Linked DNA regions of Mus musculus: region 1 is linked to region 2. The links are chromatin loops, found by intact Hi-C in ENCODE. Cell type or tissue: heart. All regions are shown on one strand. Links, peaks and the distances in the headings refer to the core of each region. The heading gives the core; the rest is flanking DNA.

Region 1 (10,877 bases), core at 2,039-7,038, 160 kb after region 2:
CACTACACTCACAAGAACTAAGAGCAACTAAGAGTGGTTGTGGTCACCGCCCTAGATGGAGCCAATCAAGTTTTCAGAATAGATAGAGGGACAGGCTCCTAAAATCCTCCAGCCCTAGATGAGAAGCTATTGATAGCTGGCTGGCAGGGAAGCAACAGTAAATGCTCTTTGTGAGTGCAGCCTCTGGTTGCCTGCCCATGGAGCTCCGCCCCACACTCTGTATGAGCAGCACCAATCAGACTCAGTGGCTTAGGAAAGGGGCGGGGGATGAAGTTGTAGGTTAGAGGTCCAGGGGGAGTAGATGTGGTCAAAATACTTTGACTGTATATACAAATAGAGTCTCCCCCCCCCCGCCCCAAGCAAGGAGTAAGGGCGTGTTCTCTCAAAAAAGCATTTGTCTCATGTGGTCACCAAACACATCTATTGAATTCTTGCTATAACCTGCGAAGACCTGAACATCATCGCACACGGCACACAGAACCCAAGGCCTCATGGGCCTTCGGCAGGCGACATCCTCCAGTACTGCTGCAAAACTCTGACCAACACAGGGGCGTCCATCTTTCTGTGGTTCCGCTCCCAAGGAGAGTACCACGCCAGGTGCCCCAGGGACCTTTGAAGCCTACTTACCCAATTGAGGCTTGGCATTCCTGCCTGAGACACTCCTCGGTCTGGCCCCTCCCACCTGATGTTTTAGCATCATTTACTTTACTCTTGACATTTTCTACAATGAGGTCCCCACGCCCACCCTTGCTGGGATGCTTTGAGTTGGGACTTGAGCTGGCTAATTTTTGGCCTATTTTTGTACTCCTGTACAGGGAAGAAGATTCACTTCTCCCTGTCCTCGTGGGACAATGCAAATGGCTTGGACATGTCCAAATAACATATGTAGGCTTATGTGAGGGCTAAGTGCACAGGCTGGGCTATACATACCGATGATGGCTTGCACCATCCCCTGATAAATGCATCCACAGTCCACAGCCAGACTATCCACTCCAGGGCCCACACAAGCCCCAACAGACTTCCAGTGTGGGTTCAGGGCAGGGCTTAGGCTCTGGGCATGAACAGAAAGGCTGCTTCTTTGCCCACAGCTCCTCCATCTTGGGAACCTAGAAGGTGAAGAGACTAAGAACCTAGCTTGGAAGAGTTAGATCCTCGTTTGCCGATTCAGACCCCAGTATTAACATGGTACCAGGGACAAGACAAGGAGTGAACCCTCTTAAGAAGACAGTGGGAGAGGTAGACATACTGCCCTGTACTACACTCAGACAGGGCCATTCAGGACCAAGGACCTCATGACTGGAGAGTGTCAATCACTCATCACCTAAAGAGAACCTTTACTCAGACCCCTTACTTGCAAAAGGAGGCAACTCAGATGAGTAAGGACTTGGCACAGAGAGAGAGAGAGAGAGAGAGAGAGAGAGAGAGAGAGAGAAGACTGGTGCCTTTCCCTGTCCTCCAAAACGGACGTTTCTCTGTTCGCACAGCCTAGCTGCTGTGAGCTGTGTGCCCATCCAGGTTGCCTAGATTCTTTCTTAATATTACTTAATGAGAAAGTATGGCAGATAGATACCCTACCTAGAGGGGCAGGATGACAACCACAGCCCCTGAGCCACAAGTCTGACGTCCTCCAATACCTCTTACATTACCATTACCACTGTTTATTAACTATTGTTTACCTATGTGTATGAAGGTTTTGTCCGCATGTGTTTATGCATAGCATGTGTGTATGCATAGCATGTGTGTATGCATAGCATGTGTGTATCCGGTTCCCTCAGAGGACAGAAGGTATTGGATCCTCTGGAACTGGAGTTACAGACTGTTATAAGTCACCATGTGGGTGCTGAAAACTGAGCTTGTCTCCTGTGGGTCTCCTGCAAGAGCAACAGATGCTCTTAACCACTGAGCCATCTCTCCAGCCCTGAATTTCACTTACTTCAAGGAGTCTATTCTTATTCTCCTTTGGGAATCCAACTGTGAGTTAACTTGACTTTAACAGACCCCGTTTCTGTTCCTATCTAGCAACCATTGTTCTGTCTTGCTTTTCTCTCCCTGCTCCTTCCCTTCGACTTCCAAGCCAAGTGGCTCAAACACTTATTTTTCTTTCCTTTGTTGGCTTCTGTCGCTTAGATTGAGTGCCTACCTATAGAGCACGAGTAAATACAGACCCGAAAAGGGCAAAATGAAAATAGCCTCTGGAATGATGATGAGGCCTGATAGGCGCTTCCAGGGACCTGGGGTTGCTGTCAAACAATCCGGGCGGCTCTTCTGGGTTGTCAAAGACAGGGAGGGGGCAATTGCCCAACTCCTGAGGGTACTGTTCACTAAAAAGCTGGTCTTCTGGCCTCACTCTGTGTGTGTGTGTGTGTGTGTGTGTGTGTGTGTGTGTGTGTGTGTAAGGTGAGGCACCTCCTCACAAGGAACTTCCTCCAGCTGGCTGTTTACAGAACCCACCAGCACAATGCCAGAGCATTAAGTCAGCCTCTGCTACCCAGCCTCCCCCACAACACTGCATGAGTGTTCCATTATGTTTGGATTTTTGCTGCTGGTATTGATTGTTGCCTTAATTGGCAGGCTGTGTACCAAAGTAAAAATAAACACAGGGGTTTGTACAGAGACATAGAGAAGGACTGTGTCTCTAGGGCCAGGAGAAGCCCTGCTGGGAGACCCAGGGGTCAACCCAGGCCTTGTGCTTAGTATAGCTCTTGCAACTGAGGTAAGGATGTTTGTCATCCGTGTCCTGCCCTTCACAGGGTGGACAGCTGTGGGTGGATAGCTGTGGTCATCCCCACACACTGAGTTCATAGCTGCCGGATGACATCCAAGTGGGGCTGACCAGGAAGCAGTGATCTCAAGGCTAGAACAGCAGCCCCACCCCTCAGTTCATTTCCACAAGCAGCTGCCTCAGCTGGCCAGTCACCACAATTTGGGGTTAAGGGTATGGTCCTGAAAGAGCAGGCAGCAACAACTATTACTACACAGGCAAAGACTATTCACAGAGAGTTGTTATGTCATATTCGGTGTGTAAGCCAGTTGTTCTCACGTGCTTAGCCAGGTGATGCTGTGTTATCACTCTTCCTGCCGTCAAATTAAAAACTAAAACCATAACTAAACAATAAAATCAATCCAGGCATGGTGGTGCATATCTGTAAACCCTGCACTTGGGAGGTAATGGACATAGGATCGGGAGTTCAAGGTCAGCCTCAGATTTGAAGAGTTCAAAGCCATATCGGGCTATGTAAGACCTTGTCTCAAAAAAAAAAAAAAAAAAAAACAAACAAAAAACAAAAAACAAAAACAAAACAAAAAAAAAAAAACCAGTCATTCTTACCGCCATTTACAGACAGGGACTAGGATTAACGGTGAAGATCTGAAAGGCCTAGGATTTTGTGCCTAGGTTCAAAATTTGCATCTGTAAGAAGTAAAACACTTAGTGTTCCTGTGTGTGTTTACTTGCTTATTGCGCTCCCCCTCCTGCCCCCGTATGGCTTGTCTTGTTTACTGCCATTTTTCTGATGATAGGCTGTAAACTAAAGATGTGCAAGAATTTTGGCTTGTTCATTGCCGTATCGTTAGAGTATGAAACAAGAGTACATGTTCAATGAAAACTCATCCCTAAATAGAAATGACAGGTGAAAAACCTAGGTCAGAGCCTGGTCCCTCAGCACCTTAGGGGTCTAGACAGAACCGAGGAGTGGGCTGGGGGACTTCGGGGGCAGTGACAACCTATTTCTGGCATTGGGTCAAGGTCAACGAAAATCCCAGAAGTAAGGAGGCTGTAACGCCAGCCTGAACCCTCAGGTTCCCTTTTCTTTTTCTAAACCAGGAAATGCATTTTTCTCGCTGTGCCCGCGGAGAAGCACCACCCGCCCCAGAACGGAGCGACAGAGTGCAGGGGACCCGGAAGCAACCGAGCGCGTGGGGCTTGGGAGCCGGGCTCCCTAAGGAGGAGCGCGGGAGAAGCCCGGTGCCGCGCGGAAGCTTGGCTGGGCGCACCCCCGCTGCGGGCTCCCGCGCTCGCCCCGCGCCGTTCTACCTTAAGGGCGCAGACCTCCTTAAGCCGGGCGCGCGAGCCGTGGGTAGGGGCGGGACATCGCATGCAAATAAGGGGCGTGGGGCGGCGGGGCGGGGCGGGCGGGGCGCGGTCTGACGTCAGGTCCTCGGCTGGGGCAGTTGGCGCGGCGGCAGCGGAGCGGCAGGAGGGCAGGAGCGGAGGCGCCGAGTGAGGCGCGCGGCGGGGCGCGGGCAGCGGCGGGGCCGGAGCAACATGGCGCCGGGGGGCGGGGGCGGGCGGCGGGACGGCTGGCCGGCCCGAGGGCGCCTCCTCCTGGCTGCGCTGCTGCTGCTATGGACGCGGGCGGCCAGCGGCCAGAGCAGCCCCCAGCAGAGCGTGATCCTAGGCATGAGGCTAGCGAGCTGCAACAAGTCGTGCGGGATGAACCCGGATGGCATCATCTTCGTGTCCGAGGGCAGCACGGTGAACTTGAGGCTCTATGGCCACAGCCTGGGCGATATCTCCAGCAACCTGATCTCCTTCACCGAGGTGGACGACGCCGAGGCGGTCCACAACTCCACCAACTGCCTGGAGCTCACCAAGGACTTAGTGGTCCAGCGGCTGGTCAACGTGAGCCGCGGGAACACGTCGGGGATGCTAGTGGTGATTACCAAGTTCCTGCGGAGGAGCGAGAACATGAAGCTGTACGCGCTGTGCACCCGGCCCCGGGCCGACGGGCCCTGGACCAGATGGACGGACAAGGACTCCCTGCTCTTCATGGTGGAGGAGCATGGGAGGTTTCTGCCGCTCTGGCTGCACATCCTTCTCGTTATGGTGCTGTTGGTGCTGTCGGGCATCTTTTCTGGCCTCAACCTGGGGCTTATGGCCCTGGACCCGATGGAGCTGCGCATCGTGCAGAACTGTGGAACTGAGAAGGAGAGAAAGTATGCTCGCAAGATAGAGCCCATCAGGCGCAAGGGCAACTACCTGCTCTGCTCGCTGCTCCTGGGGAACGTGCTAGTCAACACCTCCCTCACCATCCTTCTAGACAACCTCATCGGGTCTGGCATCATGGCAGTGGCCTCCTCTACCATTGGCATTGTCATCTTTGGGGAGATCTTACCTCAAGCCCTGTGCTCCCGGCACGGGCTGGCTGTGGGTGCCAACACTATTGTTCTCACCAAAGTCTTTATGCTCCTCACTTTTCCCTTGAGTTTCCCCATTAGCAAACTCCTGGACTTCGTCTTAGGTCAGGAGATTCGCACTGTTTACAATCGGGAGAAGCTGATGGAGATGTTGAAGGTGACAGAGCCCTATAATGACTTGGTGAAGGAGGAGTTAAATATGATCCAGGGTGCCCTGGAACTAAGGACCAAAACTGTGGAGGATATCATGACCCAGCTACACGACTGCTTCATGATCCGCAGTGATGCCATTCTGGACTTCAACACCATGTCGGAGATTATGGAGAGTGGCTACACTCGCATTCCTGTGTTTGAAGATGAGCAATCCAATATTGTAGATATCCTGTATGTCAAAGACTTGGCTTTTGTTGACCCGGATGACTGCACCCCGCTCAAGACCATCACTCGCTTCTACAACCACCCGGTACATTTTGTTTTTCATGACACCAAGCTGGATGCCATGCTAGAGGAATTTAAGAAGGGTAAGGACTGGTGTAGCTCCTGGTTAAATGTCCTTTTGATACCTCTCGTTCCCCTGAAGCATCCCCTGCATGCTCTCTGTCTGCAGGTTTTACTCTTCTGTTTGTGCGATTTATTCTGGGTCCCCCTGTCCATGGCTTCCTATGCTTCTGGTGTGAACGTTATCAGGCGCAGCAGAAGCGGTTCTCAAGCCTTTGCCTTCTGCCAGGCACTGTGTTCTGTGCTTAGTTGAATCAAAGCTGAAGGAGATACACTTGTCTGGAGCTGGTGAAGGGAGACAGGGTAAGGCTCATTCATGCCTGAAATGAGGCAGCCACCAGGCCTCCTGGGTGGGTGGGGAAGTAGCCAGGGAGCTGAGGATGTTGTCACAGGGGAAGGCACATTTGAGGGGAATCTTAAAAGATGAAGTGACTTGGGCCTGGGTCACACCCCTCTTGTGAGGAAGCCAAGGATTCGCTTGTGGTTCAGCAGGTGGTTCTGTCTAGTGGACCTTCTGGCTCTGCTGGTCCATGGCCATCAGGGGACGGGTTGGAGTTTTGCACACTTTTCCCCCCCGAGTTTGTTCCAGGTTTGGAACTGTGTGTCCTCACCAGGGTAGAACCGTCAGTCACCCTCCAGCCCACAAGCAAAACTGGGAGGTCTCTCCTCGGCTCCCAACTCAGAACAGTGCCAACGTGCAGTTCCCGCTGCTTAGCAGAAGCGTGGAGAGCAAGCTTTGGTTATTGTTCCATCTTTCCCAAGAGCCAAACATAAACCTGCCCCCAACTCCCAGTCTTCAGGGGCCCTTGCTCTGTGTGTGCTCTCTCGTGTGTGCTTGGCTAGCTCCCAGGTAGGTAGGCACTTAAGAGGGTTTACTCCCCAGCCTCCAAGCTCAGACAGGGCACACACCCTTTGCCTTATTCCCAACAAAGACTTCTTCCCTCTTCTACTCTGAAACCCTCAAAAGTAGCTGTGAAACAAGGTTATCAAGTGAAACCCTCCTAGGCTGAAGGAGGTGAGGAGGAAGAAAGGGCGACTCTTTAGAGAAGACCCCGAAGCTCGTTCTGTAGGGACCTTGCTTCATAATCCTAGACCCAACCATCCTCCTGTATGTAGAGCTGTCTCTGGCAAAGGCTCAAGCTGGGAACCACTAGTTGTGGATAAGTCCGGGGTCATTTCTGAAACTGGAAGGTGGTGGACAGTCTTGAAATGGGATCAGGAGAGAAGAGATGGCCTTACCAGAAGGTGCACTTGGGTCTGGGTCAAGGCCAAGGAGGCAGGTTGGTGCTCTCCCTTTGAAGTTTTCTACACAGATCTCAGCATCAGAGCAGCTGAGGGCATCTTGAGGACTGTAAACCAGGACAGAGATAGTCTGGGTGGCATGGAAGGAGATTTAGTGGTATAGACCCAGGAACCTGTTTTGCTCGGAGTCTGAGTAGAAACATTGGGGACTGTGTTTCGACTCCCATCTTGCAACTGGGGAACCTGAAAATTTCTCTGCAGTGGCTTCATTTGGAACCTGGTGAGGACTCCCATGACAGCTTCTTTCTTACCTGCCTCTGTGGTCTGAGGTGGTTTTCTGGTGACAGATATACCCACCAGTACCTCCCCATCAGTTTGGTTAGATCTGGATCCAACTAGTATGAATTGGCTTAACTTGGTGTCCAGCTCTTGATCAGCAGGGATGACCTCTGTTCTGTGGGAGAGTGCAGGGTCTGGGTTTTGGACTCTACTCTGTCCTGTGAAGAAGTGTCCTTCACTGAGCTGGAAAAGCAGAGCTGGCATCTCTTAGGCCAGAGTTGTTCTGGGCTGAGCCCTACCCCCACAGTTTGGTCCACCAGACTTTCCTTGACAGAGGCTTGTGGCCCGAGTCCAGGCCTTAGAGTGTGGAGCCCAAGCAGTTCACGGAAAAGCAGGAGCAGTCTGTCCTGGGGGTCAGGGAGATGAGAGTGTGACACGGTGGTCACTCCTTATGGACAGACCCTGGGCCATGTGTGGTGCCTTCCTGATCTGGAGGATTTAGGAGACCAGTTTTAATTTAGTAAATTATCACAGAGGTGTCTTGCTATTGCCCGTGCCTCCCTCCCGCTGAGTGGGCTCTCCTGGGTCTTTCCATCTGGGGTCTACCCCTAGTCTGACGCTGCCCAGGCTGTGACGCATGCCTAGTGTGCATCTTACAGCTTCTAAGATTTTCTTTCCAAAGTTAGTGTCTGGAAGGCTCTTCTGTTTTTGTTATTAACAAGGAACAAGTGCAGCTCACCAGCGTTATGCCAGACAGGGTGGCATGTTTCAGGGTCTTTGCTGGATCTTTCACCCCCAAACTGTATGATGGCTCTGGACCTCACTCTGCCGGAAGCCTGACTGGCTGAAGCCTTTCTGTCTGTCGGCCTGAGGTTTGTTTTCTTTTGAGTCAGCTTTCTTACTTTGGAGCTGAGGCTGGACTGGATTGTAGGTGTGTGCCCTAAGCCTACATCTGTAATTTTTTTTTTTTTAAAACCAGGTTCTTTAATCCCCACTCCCCAGCTTTGCAAGTTCCATGAGTGTGGGGCCCTGCCTTACTGGTTTTCACCACTGCAGGCCTGGCCAACAGATGGGGCCTCGGTGAACGTTAGTTGTACAAATGAATGGATGATTGTCTGCCAGGCTGCTTGAGGCTTCCTGTTCCTTAAACACACCTCGGCACTCCCAGCTCTGGGGCCTTTGCCCTAACTGTTCTCCAAGAGAGTCAGTGTGGCTTCCCTCCCTAATCTGCCTCCTCAGCATTGGCTCTATGAGACCTTGCTGTCACCCCATTTAAGCCTGTAACCCCAACATCTCTCTTGACTTTCCCAGCCCTCTCCCTTGTGCTCCGTTTTCCTTCTCAGCTCAGGGGCTCTGTGGTTTGCCAAGCCCTCGTCTCCACCCAGTACAATATAAGATCCAAAGGGCAGGCGCTGTGCTCCGATGGTTGTGTCGATAGCTCTGGTATGGCCCTTGGCACACAGTAAGGCCTCAATAAAATATTACCCAGTGGATGAATAAATGAATAAAGGACTTGTCAGATTTGGGAGAAAATTATTGCTATTTTAGAAGCTTCAGAATTATGAGACATTTATGAGAAGGCTAAGTGAGGTTCTGCCACATCTCAGTGTGCACCAGGAAAAGCTCTGTGTGTGTGTGTGTGTGTGTGTGTGTGTGTGTGTGTGTGTCTTGATTCCAGGCATGAAGAGTTTGGGGCTCTGAGTGTGACATTCAAGGCCCATTGCTAGTCATGCCCCTTTGCCCGCTGCTAAGCCATCATTGGCCCTAGGAGGTTTTACCCAGCCTCCCTCATTAAGATGGATCATGAAATGCCCTGCACAGCACAGGGTGCGGGGAGCTTGAACTCCCCTAGGATTAAAGCAGAGAATCTTGCTTCCTGCCTCAAGACAGTTAACATTAGATGCTTTTGAGCCCTCTTACCACATTCAGTAGAGGTTCTAGGGGCCCTCAGGAGTAAGACTGTGTTTGGCATGAAGACATGCCAGTTAATCCAGGCCACCCAGATTCACGGAGTTTGAACCTTGGCCCTTCTACTGGAACCTCGCCTAAAACTGTTTGCAGTACTGGGTGTTGGGAGTGGGTTTGTCCCAGCTTGGAATCCTGAAACGAGAAAGTCGAGTGACTCCTAGGCCAGTTTCCATCTGACTTCCCCTTAGATGCTTTTACAAGCGCTAAGGCAGAGTCATGAATGACGCACCCCGCAACCCCAACCTCAAGCCCACCTTCCAGTTCTTCTGTGCCCCTTCCTGGGTAGTCCCGCCCCTCCCAGCCCTTAGCTCATCTTTAACTATCTTATCTCTCCCCACCCACCTTATAACCCTCTGGACCACTGTATATTGAGGGATATAAACACTCCACCCAGCCAGAGCTGGGGTTATATTCTACCCAGCTTGGTCACTAGCCTATGACGTGACCTTGAACTAGCTAGTACTCCTCCCAGCAAGTTAGCAGGGTGTAATTTGGAGAAGAAAGCAAGCTAGAAATATTTTCATTTAAAAAAAAAAAATCCCTCCCATATTCCTGTCTGTGCCACGTCAGATTTTCCCATCTACTTAATTTGTTCCCAGAATAACTATAAAGTCAAGGAAAAAAAACCACTGCCTGAGTTTTGCATTCACTCTTAGTTCCTGCCATCTGACACATCTTCAGTGATTTCTCCTGTTCCCTGCCACAACTACCTGTTCAGGCATTTTTTCAATAAACATGTAGCTTTTTGCAGCCCGTGTGTCAGACATAGCGCTGGCTGTGGGGAGTCAGAGACGTGTCAAGTATTCACAGCTCACAGTCTACCAGGGAGACAGACACTCGACCAAGGCTTGGTCGTACAAACACACAGATAGGGCAGGCGGGGCACAGATGTTGGAATGTCTGAGGTGTCTGGTTTGTGATTTGGGGATGATAATGTGATTTAACTGTGATAGGGAAAGGAGAAGAAGAGTCAGTCAGGTGAGAATGGAGCAGAAGGAACTAAGAAATCTCTCTCTCTGTTGCTCCTTTGCTCTGCACCATAAACAACCAGAGCCTCTCACACTTGCTTCCATCACCCAGACTTTTTATTGAAAATTAGCATTTCCTTTCTAAAGTAATTTCCTGTGCATATGTGTGTGTGCCTGTGCCCCCGTGTGTGTTTATGTATGTGCTGTGTGTGTGTGCGCGCGCGCGCGCGTGCATATATGCACTGAAACTTAGGAGTTCTTTCATTCTGCCATTGGTTCCAGAGACCAAATGCTTTTATTCCAGCATCTCACTGGACTGGTTTTGTTTTCTTGAGACAGTGTCTTACTAATACTAACACTTATTAATGAATAATGTAGCCCACTGACCTTAAACTCACAAGGATCCTCCTGCCTCAGCCTTCTCGGTTCTGGGATTATAGGCACCAGTCACCATGCCAGACAGTCTGCGTTTCTGACAGGGTTGAACTAAGATGGCGTTTCTGTGGACAAGTGTAGCCCACACTACTGTGTTGAGTGTCTAGGCACCTGTACAGGTGAAATGCTCACTCGGGGCTCGGGAGGAAGGCCAGGGCCACTGCCAGGCTCATGGAGAAGGTGCAAAGGTGTCAAGGACCGTCCTGGGCTCGGCAGCAAGGGGAAGCTTGGGACGAACAGGCTGTTGGGTGGGACATCTAAGCCAGGGGCTCAGAGACAGCTGTCCAGCTGGCATCCATCAGCTCCTCCTCAGTCAGTGATTTGATCTTGAGGAGCCGCATCTGTGAGTGA
Region 2 (10,877 bases), core at 2,114-7,113:
AATTAATTTAAAAAAGCCAAACCAAATCATTACAAGGGATTTAGGTCTGGGATAGTCTTGCTAGCCTTAATTATTGCCTGGAACTAGAAGCCAGGGGGAAGTCTCTAGGGATACCAGAGATTTTAGGTGCCAAATGTTAGGGTTAGGACCATTGGAAGGTGAGACCAAACCTGTGCCTTGTTGTGACACAATTGGAAATTAGAGGCTACGTGGTGGGGGGGTGGGGGTGGGGGTGCTGCTTCTGGGTCGCCCACACTCCCCAGGTCATCAAGGTTCTAAGGATGCTGCTAGAGTTCATCCTCCTCACAAGCCAGTGTAACACAAGGCAGGTAGGGCACAGAAGCAACTAGGGTGAGAGAAAAGATGAAAATCAAAGCCAAAGGCACACACAGCAGAGGACTGGGGACCCTTCTCGGTTTCTAGCCTTTCACTGTGCACTTGTCCCTGAAACTCTCGGGGGCGACTAGAACCAGGGACAGGAGCTGGGGGGGGGGGCAAGGGGGGCGGAAACCCTGCTCCGTGCCCCCGCAGGCCGTCAAACTTTCCCTGAGCCCCTTAATAGCAGGGTAAACTGAGGCCTGACCTGCTGCTCCCGCCCCCATCCGCTGGTTCTCGCCCGGCGGAAGCCCAGCCCTGGTTGGCAGCGCCCAGGCACGCGGCTCCGCTCCGCTCCCCTCCCGGGCAGGCGGAGCGCGGAGCCCGCTAGTCGCTCCAGCTCCTGGCGCGCCTCTCCCGCTCTGATGTAAGCTGATATTTTAATTCTCTTACAAGGAATGGTGTTTAGAGAAATGACTTAACCGGATTACTCATCGTCGATAATGACTTGGCCCAGCTCCGAGGCTATTCCTAGACGTGACGCTTGAGGCTTTGATTCTTTTTACTTTTGCACACGCCCCCCCCCCCCAACAAACACACCTCCCGCAGACCCCCCCCCTTCCCTCCCAATGCCAAGAAATTACAGTGAATGGCAACTCCACCCCTACACTCCCCCTTCTAGCAAGGCATCCTGGGAGTTGGAGTTCTCTTTTGATTCTGGGAGCACCCCCATCACTCCCCATCCCTGCACTGCTAGCATTAAGGTTAGGTGGGAGCAGAAGTCAGAGAAGTGAGATGTGTCTCAGTTTATCCACCTGTCAAATGGGAGGAACAGTCAAGAGCCTTCAAAGAGGATCGAAATGAAATCCTTCTCCAGTGCATTTTGTACTGACTCCCAGTCTAGACTTATTGCTTTGTGACAAACTATGACACAAGGAACCAAAGTCTGGCTGCCCTGTTCCTAGAACCAGGCGTATAGTCAACCATTCCTTACTTCTTCCAGTTATGGCTAAGCATGAACTTGTATAGCATCTGCTGCTCACTGTTCCTCAATGTCCCAAAAGTATTCTGGGGACAAATACAGTGCCTATTTTGTAGGGACCAGGTGACATGCTGGGGAAGACATGGGGATGGGGGTGGGAGTCTGATGGAGAGAGCATGCTGATTCTCCAACGCCCTCTTTGCTGTCCATTAGTGGCTATGACTGACTGTGTCTACCTTGGTGCTAATTCACAGAACACAAGTTGGTAAAATGGGTGGATGGACAGGTGGATGGATGGATGAATGGATGGATGGATGGATGGATGGATGGATGGACTGGCACAGCATCTTCTCTGATAAGTCACTCATGTCTCTGAGAAACTAAACAACTCTCACAAGGTTGCACATCTGGGCTATGTATGAGTGCAGATGAAAACCCCAAATTCTTCCCTACCCCAAGAGGATTCAACTGTCACCTTTCAGGTGCAGGAAGTTCAGTAACCTGAGTTTCTGTTAGGTGGGGAGAGAGCCAGGGAGCCCCCAGCCCCCAAACCAGCACTAACCCAACACAGGAAGCTGCACCAGATTCATTTGGGAGGTGCAGAGATGGGTTGGAGTACCTGCTTTTAAGCACCCTGGAGACAGTGACCATACTTCTCCTAGGAAATTGTCCCTTGGTGATCTGGGACACAGCCCTATCCCAGAATCGCCCAGCTCATCCCTACCCCGTCCCCAAAGGCCAAAAGCTATTCTTGTCTCTTTCTAAAATACGCATTTGAAACCATGAGCCCATTTTTTCCATTCCCGGGCTCGGGTACGGTCTATTTCAAGCATTTGTTGTTTTCCATGAGTTGCAAATGCCACTGTGAATCTAGCCTTTCCTGGACAGCTAGCACAGGGGGTGGGGAGCAAGGCAGGGCCGGCCAACAGTTAAAAATACTCCCCCACTTCATTCCCCCATTGAAAACAAGGCCCTAGAGGCATTTTGCAACTGCTGAGCCTGGGAACAGAGCAGAAACAGAGCAGGGAAGGGGAGGGGGGGTGATGGGGGGAGGCTGCTTGTCCTGTTTTCTGAGATCGCTGAACAGCTTTGAAGGTCTCAGATGAATCGTGGTACTGACTTTCCTGCGTGACTTCCAGCAACTTACTGAACCTCTCAGGGCCTGCAAGCTTCAGGGTGAGATCCACCCCCAAGGTCTGGTCCAGAGAGAGAGAGAGAGAGAGAGAGACCAGCATGCAGCATTAGAAGGTAGCCTTAGTTAAGTCTCTCCCCAATAATCCTCTGAGAGATACAGAACTTTCTCAGCAGGATTCAGATAATCAAGGGCAAAAACAATCAGAATTATATAAGTTAAAACACACACATTAGCCGGGCAGTGGTGACACACGCCTTTAATCCCAGTACTCGGGAGGCAGAGGCAGGCAGATTTCTGAGTTCGAGGCCAGCCTGGTCTACAGAATGAATTCCAGGACAGCCAGGGCTACACAGAGAAACTCTGTCTCGAAAAACAAAAACAGGGCTGGTGAGATGGCTCAGTGGTTAAGAGCGCCGACTGCTCTTCCGAAGGTCCCGAGTTCAAATCCCAGCAACCACATGGTGGCTCACAACCATCCGTAACGAAATCTGATACCCTCTTCTGGAGTGTCTGAAGAAAACTACAGTGTACTTACATATAATAAATAAATAAATCTTTAAAAAGAAAACAAAAACAAAAAAAAACCCCACACACATTAAACAAAGTTACATGTTTTACCATACCATGAATACATATATTTATGAAAACAAGTAAGGAGCATTCCAAAAGACTATCCAATCTGATAAGGAGAGGGAGGGAACTGGATTTGGAGCGGAGTCAGAGAGGACTGATTTATTCTCAATGCCTTTTCCAGGAAGAATGTATTTATGCATTAATGGTGTTTTGTTTTTCTTCTGGAGGCTGCCAGAGAGACAACCAAACCATGGAAGCACTGATGAATGCTCACGCTATCCTGAGCTGGTGTTCTATGGATGGAGAGTGATGGAGGGCGGTGGCTGTGGGCTGGGGCAGGAGTGTGTAAAGCTTGAGCAACTGAAGTGTTTGTGCTTTTAGGAAGGCAAATGGAGGTATCATTCCTCAGCAGGGTTTATTGGCTGTTGTAAATTACTTTCTGTTGCAAAGAGTTGCCTCAGGAGACAATTAAATTTAGATCTTATTGTTCGCAGGTTGCCCGAGACAGGTGTTGACTTGCTGAGGCTTTGCACAAACAGCACTGCCTGAGAGTGAGCTCTCCTGCCTGGACGGTAGGATCCTCCTTTTCAGAGGTCGGATTAGCTGTGGCTTTGAAAGGTAGTGAGTGCCTCATTGATAGATGTATCCAATCCAGGAGGTAGTGGATGGTCTATACTGCAACACTGAAGGCAGCGTGCAGATCTCCATACCTAACCTGGCACTGTAGCTAACCCAACCAATCGACCCTTACCAAATGAACACAGTGACTAGAAGCCTGTGAAGTTTCCAGGTGGTATCTCTTGGTAGATTGCATCTCTGCTAGAGTCTTGGATCTCTTGGGGTGGACTGGGGTTTGTAATCTTGGATGTGGGAGGCACTGTTACAATCATTGTTCTGCTCGTTATTCTGAGCAGTTAATAAATATCAACCACAATATTGCCTGTTACCAGATCGGCAAGCACTGGTTTATTACAATTATCCACCAAGCTCACTGGTGTCTGCTCCAGGCTGAGCTTGCAGATCTGCCATTCCAGAGCTTATGGATAAAGCCCAGAGGGTCAAAGTCATCAAATGCAGACTGTCCATTTGTTCAGTGTGAAGGGGAACACTAAAATGTTGGGGGCTAACTATGAAGCCTTCCTCTGTGCCCCAATTCTCTAGCCCTACCACCGACCAGTAATATGAGCTAATTAATCACCCAGGCCTGTTTTGCTCTATATAATGAAGATAATGATGGTATGAAATGCACCGAGCTGTATGAGTATTATAGTTAATCAACAGAATTTGATTCCGGGGATACTAACTACATAATAGGAACAGAGTTCGAGTTCAAGCTAATAAGGCTTTCTGCTTTTAAATCTCAAGTTTTAGCGTCATCTTCTATAACCCACACGGGTCCAAATGACTGTTCTCTCTACTAATCTTGTCCACATTCACCCTCAACTCGTTCACTTCCTCTTTGCACGGTCCATCTTGTGGCTTTCACTCAGTCTACATGACATATGTAGACATGGGCATTTTGGGCATTAGGCCTGGACCACAGACTTTCTAGATTGGCCTCTGGTAGGCTAACAGTACTTACTGTGTAAAGTTGGAAAGGATGGAACCGGCCAGGACCACTTCAGGTAAAAGCCAGAAGCACTTTATTTAACCCCACCCAGTCTTTGGCAAGCTACAAAGAGCGGGCAGTTTTTCTAAGACTCTAGTTTTGCCTCTAGGGAAACCAACAGACATGCGACAGCAGTTGATTCTTGAGTTTCTTACATCAGCCCCTAGCTGCAAAGTGGGCGCACACTACAACTCCCAGACGTCCTCGGGTCTAAGGGGGCGGAGTCTGCTCCGCTCTAGAAAATAGGATTCACCAATGGGCGCCCAGAGCGCTGGGGGGGGGCGGGTCCATGGGCGGGTCCGCGGGGGAGGAGGCAGTCGAGCGGCGCCGGTAGTCAGTCGCGCCGAGAGCGCTGGGACAGGACGGCTGTGCGTGTAGAGGGTCTCTGCATAGCGACGCGCGCTCTCGCTGGGCCATGGGTAAGCGGCTGGCGGGCGGCGCCGGGGTCAGAGGGCTGGGGTCCCAGAGCGATCGTGGCTCTCAGGGTAACCCGAATGTCTGCGTGCTCTCTTCTCGTGGAAAGTCGGGGCGGCCAGGGGCTTCCCAGGCGTTTATCTCGAAACTCTCCTCTCCGAGTCTGGACTGAAATTCACTGAGCCGCCCACACTTCCTGCTGCGGTTTCAATCTCGAGCTGCTCTGGGCCCATTTGTTGTGACAGCTGTCAGCAGCAGCTTCTCGGCCGCGGGCCCCTCCCTGCCCCGTGCCAGCCCAGCGCTTCGCTTCTCAGAAACCGAGGCGCCCGGGCCGCGCGCAGCGCTTCCCACTGCGGCCGCGATTCCTGAAAGTGACTGCGCGGGTTTTGAAGAAATTGCTCAATGCGCTTTGAAGAATCAACGGTTCCTCTTTTCTGCCAAGGGACATGCTGATGGTTTGACGGTCACACGCTTCAGATCCCCTGCTCCTTCTCTCTTCTCTTTCCTTTTTCTTTTTGTTTCTTTTTCTTTCCAACCCCCAGCAGGAAAGACGGTTTCTTTTTACCCGCCTGATCTTCTGAGTTTCCCTCTTTTCCCTCGGGTCTCTTCAAAGGGACAGGGTGATGGCCCTGGACTGGGGGTGTTTAGTGGACCGAGGGCAGAAGCTCAGGCTGCCAGAGTGCGACGAACAAGTTTGGCTTTGCTCTTATTGCGAACTAGGGGCACAACCACACCACCGATCTGTGGCCCTTTGCACTCACTACCCAGGCGTTGCTCCCTGGCCGGGGTCACATCCCACACCTAACCCACAGGCACAGTGGGGCCAACCGTAGGCCGGGAAGGCCTCAAATTAATCCCAAATTGTGCTGCTCAGGCTGTATCCCCTAGTTTGCAGAGTCTTTCATTTCAGATGAGTGTAACAGGTGCTCCTTGCCCCGCCCCGCGGGCACTGCTGGGAATTGATGCAAATCTAAGGATCTCAGTGTCTAAAGAGGATGGATGCCTGGGCAGGGGAGGGTGAGGAATGTTAAGCTAGAGGGTCTGTCTCTACAGCAGTTAGTGTCCTAAATGACTGCTTGGCCTAGAACTTGAAGTGACAGAGGCAGAATGGCCTAGAATTATATACCCCACCCCGTCTTCTATTACAGAGAAACTGAGGCATAGAGACAGACTAAGGTCTGACAGTGAGGGAGGACCAGGCTTCAAAAACTCCTTGCTCTTTCTCTTCTTTCCTAGTGGCCTTCCGCTGCCCTCGGTGGGAAGCTGATCTGTAATGATCTAGATTGCCTCTTGGACGAGTGTAGCAGGCACCGTGCTAGGGTGAGGAGAGGAGGAGAAAGGAAAAGTGAGGTCCGGAAGTTCCCTGTGTAGGGGTTTTGGCCTTCTGTTGAGTCAACCTCTGCAGCTTGTTTCAGCATAGGTGGGGTGGGAAAACCGGAAATGATACATAGAGAGAGCAATTTTCATCAAACGTATGGATGAAGGGTGGGGCGGTGAAGACTCAGTCCTCCCAGGAGTAGGATCTCTTGGGCTCTCTCAGGGCAGTTGGAGTCTGGAATCTCATACCTGGTGCCCCTACACCCCTCTCTGCCTTTATGCAGCCCCTAGGACTCTCAGCTTGTCTCTAGCCGCTAACAGAGCTTGGCAGAGGTGCTGAGGGTGGGCTGTGGCTGGTGCTGTGTCCTGGATCCTCAGACTCCTGTCCAGCTGTCCTCAAGGCTGGCTCTTGGTAGGACTGTCCCCCCCCCCCCCCCAAACTGCCTACTGGAGCAAGCCCAAGGAGGAGAATGCCAGGCAGTTGGCTTCTGCCATAGAGTGGACTGACCGCTTCAAAGGCTGTCTTTGTTTCCTCTCCAGCTTGAGCTAAGTGAAACTTAAGCCAACAACCTCAGGCAAGGGGGTGGGGCTGTGTCTACTGGTTGTTATTGAGGTTGCTGTTGCCGTTATTGTTGTAATTGACGCAGTGTTCCCAGCCAGTGAGTTTTCATGAAAGGAAGTGTCACTTCCTTGCCATCACAAGAAGGGTGACTGGGGTAAGCAAACCAAGAAGAGGGAGGGAAAGTGGTAGCCGTGTCTGCGCCTGCTCAGGGGGGTGAGCCTTGAACCCTGTCTGAGCCTCAGTGGTCTCAGATCAGGTACACACTTCCCACATACTTAGGTCAGTCTGTCAGGAGCACCCTAGGGAGAATCGGATACGTGGGGACAGGCAGGTGTCAGTGAGGTGATCTGTAGGGAGAAGCATCATTTCTTGCTTTCTTCTGCTTAGAATACTGGCTATGGAGCCTAGCACACCCATCTCACAGATAAGGGGAGAGAGCTATAGAAACAGTGCTGGAGGTGATAAAAGATGCACCCAGCTTGGCATGGTGGTGTATGCCTATAGTCCCAACACTAGGGAATCTTACATTCAAGGCCAGGCTGGGCTACACAGAGAGACTGTCCCAAGCAAACAACTAACAAAACAAGCAAAGACAGCATCCCTGTGTGGTGCTATATTCCCCACCCACCCCCACTTTGTCCAGCACAATTTCAACTGATCTCAGTTCATTGGCTGGAAGGGCAGGGGGCAGGCTTACAGGGCTGCTTGATATCCCAACAGCCACCCCCCTGCCTCAGTGACTCCTCTGCAGGGTGACCCTCACTACTGTCATCTTCCCCCTTTTACACATAGCCTTTGTCTACCCAGACAGCAGGTTACCATTTCTTCAGAGAATCTCAGCAGTGTCCCACACATTTTCCTTCCTTAAAGGTTATAAGGTGATAGATACCCTCTATTACAAGGTGATGGGGCCCTGGGAGACTCCAAGGCCAGACACATTGATTCACACTGCAGACCTTCTGCCCCTTTCTATTCAAGGCCTGATTGGCTCCATGGTTCACACTGACCTATTCTTTTTTCTTTTTAAAGATTTTATTCATTTTATGTATTTGAGTACACTGTAGCTATCTTCAGACATACCAGAAGAGGGCATCAGATCCTGTTACAGATGGTTGTGAGCCACCATGTGGTTGCTGGGGTTTGAACTCAGGACTTCAGAAGAGCAGTCAGTGCTCTTAACAGCTGAGCCACCTCTCCAGCCCTGACCTATTCTTATTAGCAAAGGGATGGGGCTGTACAGATCCACTCAGGCTGTGTGGGGAAGTTTATACGCTCTGAGCTTAGTGCGCCAGCCGAGGTCTCCCTCCCCTATTTAAGCTCTAGACCTTAGGGTTCAGCCTTTTGGCACCATCAGACCTCTGTAGTTTAGAATCCCAGCTTTGCCACTGGAAAGCTGTGTGACCCTGAGGCAGGTTGTCTGACTTCTCTGAGCCTCCAGTATTACATCTGTTAAAAGGAAGATGATTCAGTAAGGCCTGCAGAGATGCTCAGCCCCAGGGAGCCCTGGAGAGATGAGCTTTGGTGGAGCCATAGCCATAGCTAGCAGAAAGAGAAGTAAGGAATGGCTGGAAAACACCGGCAAGTTTGGAAAGGGAGACTGAGACCCGGCCCTTAGTGCTGTAGCTTAGCATCCACAGCCCGAGCTGCCCCTGACACAGCCTTGACATTGACCCATGAGGAGCTGCGGCAGCTTCCCTGCTGTACCTGTGCCCACCTGCCTGCGGCCTAGGAAGGGACTCTGTCAAACTGTGGTCTCCTTGTATAGAGGGTGGAGTAGGCAGCCCAGGGAGCTGTGGAGGGAAGGCCTGCCATCGTACAGGAGGAGCAGACCGGGGATAAAGTTGTTTCTCAATTTAAGTGCTTTTCAACCAAAATCCCATTGAGGGTTTCTTGTTTGTTTGTTGTTGTTGTTGTTTGTTCCTTTAGAACAGTGGCTTCTTGACTTTCTTAATGTTGCAACCCTTTAAAACACACACAGTTCCTCATGTCGTGGTGACCCCCCCAACCATAATGTTATTTTCATTGCTACTTCATAACTCCCATGTCCTACTGTTATGATTCGTAATGTAAATATCTAGTACGCAGGATGTCTTTCTGGTAGGCGAGCCCTGTGAAAGGGGTCGAGACCCACAGGTTGTGAACCCGTGCCTATGTCCTCCACAGAGGAATGTTGAAGGGAGGCAGGCCTGACCTCTGTGTGGTGAACTCTCTCATCGAGCTCCAGAAGCTAAAACTACACGTGGACGCAGAGCACCAGAGTGAGTGGGACAGACTAGAAAGTCTAGGGACAACCCAGGCATGCTTCTGTCATGTGTGAGATTGTGGGGAAAGCAGGCCTTCATTCACCACAGGGGTGTCACTAGGCCAGCACTAGGAACCACTGGAGCTGTGGAGGAGAACATGGGCAGACCCCTACCTCACACGTCACACCAGAGGACAGTCTAGATGTGCTACAGGAAAACTTCAATCCCCATTATCATGATGGTTTTTGTGGATAGAAAAGTCCTGTGCGGATGATACTGTGGAAAGCAGAGACTGTCTTTTGGAGACACCAGCCCTCTTCTATGCTCACAAGTAGGACGACGTAGGACTGGCCGGGAAGGGATCTTACAGAGGCTCTGAGGTCCACGAGGGCTTGGTTCATAGCAGCAGCAGTGAAATAGAGAAGGTGCCTTTCTCCTGCCTTACAGGTGGGGTGATCCTGAGAGATGGGGGTCACCAGTGCCACCAGCGCTCCTCACCCCTTGTAGGTGGGACCCAGCCTGCGACTCCATGCTTGGGCCTTGTATCAGGAGGTGCAGGAGCCAGGCTGGCTGGGACACAGTCTCAGTCTACAGTTGTGGGTTTCATAGCAGGACCTTTCCTACGAACGATTTACCTGGAGGCTGGAGAGATGGTTCAGTGGTTAAGAGCACTGACTGCTCTTCCAGAGGTCCTGAGTTCAATTCCCAGCAACCACAGGGTGGCTCACAACCATCTGTAATGGGATCTGATGCCCTCTTCTGGTGTGTCTGAAGACAGCTACACTGTGCTCATATAAATAACATAAATAAATAAATCTAAAAAAAAAATTTACCTGGAACCCATATCCATAAATGATGAGGGAAATGAGGGGTTAAGGCTGCCAGAGACAGGACTAAGGATACCCTGTCCCCTCATCTAAAGCTGCAGAAGTCGGAGCCCAGAAAGTCCTGCCAGGGACAGAGAGAGTGATAGCGTGGCCAGAAATGAATGGACACCAAGTTCATTTGGGGACTCAGGACACAGTGATAGAGTTTTTTCCTTTGTGGATCAAGGCGGGAGCTCTGACCCCTTTTCCATCTGGGGCCAAACAGTTTGGATTGGTGACTTCCTTTCCAGGTAATTCGAGTGCCCTTCTCCAGATTTTCCCTGAGTGAGTTCATATCCCAGATGAACTGGACATCACCGGTAGAAATCACCAAATTGGTGACTGTCCACCTGCAGCCCGCTGGGAGCCTTAGATTCTGGTGAAGCCTCACTTAGGCCATACGCATCAGTCTTAAAGTACTCCCAGTGAGGTTGTCTTGGTCCAGCTGTCTTAGTTTTTGAAATCCAGGTGCTGTGACATGCCAGATCTTTATGTCACACTAAGGGATAGATGGAGACAGGAGTGTGAAGAAGCTCAGGCCAGAGCGAGAGATGCATCTAGTTATCCGACTTGAGAGTCACCCAGAGGTGGCAAAGAACCCCCAGGACCTTTTCTCCTCTGTCACAGAAGTAAAGACAGAGGCATGGCATTTCAGAGAATTGGTAGAAAAGAGAAGACAGTTGTCAGTCAGGGTTTCCGGAGACTGACCATGAATCGGATGTCAGTAGCTGTCTGAGAGGGTATCCAAGTCACTATACATGCTGGCAAGAGTTAGGATGAGCATCCCTGTGAGCATATTTGGCCATCTTATGAGGACTTTACCAGTGGTGACAATAACCCCAGCAAGTCATTGAACCCGTG

What was found. A loop is a pair of places that touch in the nucleus more often than their neighbours do. Peaks named below come from ENCODE experiments on the same cell type or tissue, not always from the same donor. Only the 100,000 strongest peaks of a DNase experiment are listed, where the experiment ranks them.
Region 1: it touches region 2 in a loop (8-fold over the local background); 4 of 42 quality-filtered maps call a loop at or near these places.

Annotation. Positions count from the first base shown.
Region 1 is chr1:36,467,429-36,478,305 of GRCm38, forward strand. It overlaps Cnnm4 (cyclin M4), which reads left to right and starts at 4,169. Exons shown (of 7, transcript NM_033570.2): 1 at 4,169-5,657. The coding sequence starts at 4,265. It overlaps Gm33454 (predicted gene, 33454), which reads right to left and starts at 4,341. Exons shown (of 3, transcript NR_168706.1): 1 at 4,034-4,341; 2 at 931-1,106. In heart, for the core only: a CTCF peak has its summit at 4,372 (motif pointing left); DNase peaks (open chromatin) are centred at 2,853 and 4,123; H3K4me3 peaks cover 3,081 bases; H3K27ac peaks cover 1,516 bases.
Region 2 is chr1:36,302,804-36,313,680 of GRCm38, forward strand. Arid5a (AT rich interactive domain 5A (MRF1-like)) reads left to right here and starts at 4,930. Exons shown (of 7, transcript NM_001172205.1): 1 at 4,930-5,033. The coding sequence starts at 5,030. In heart, for the core only: a CTCF peak has its summit at 4,790; DNase peaks (open chromatin) are centred at 2,158, 5,058, 5,788 and 6,918; H3K4me3 peaks cover 2,085 bases; H3K27ac peaks cover 1,145 bases; H3K27me3 peaks cover 576 bases.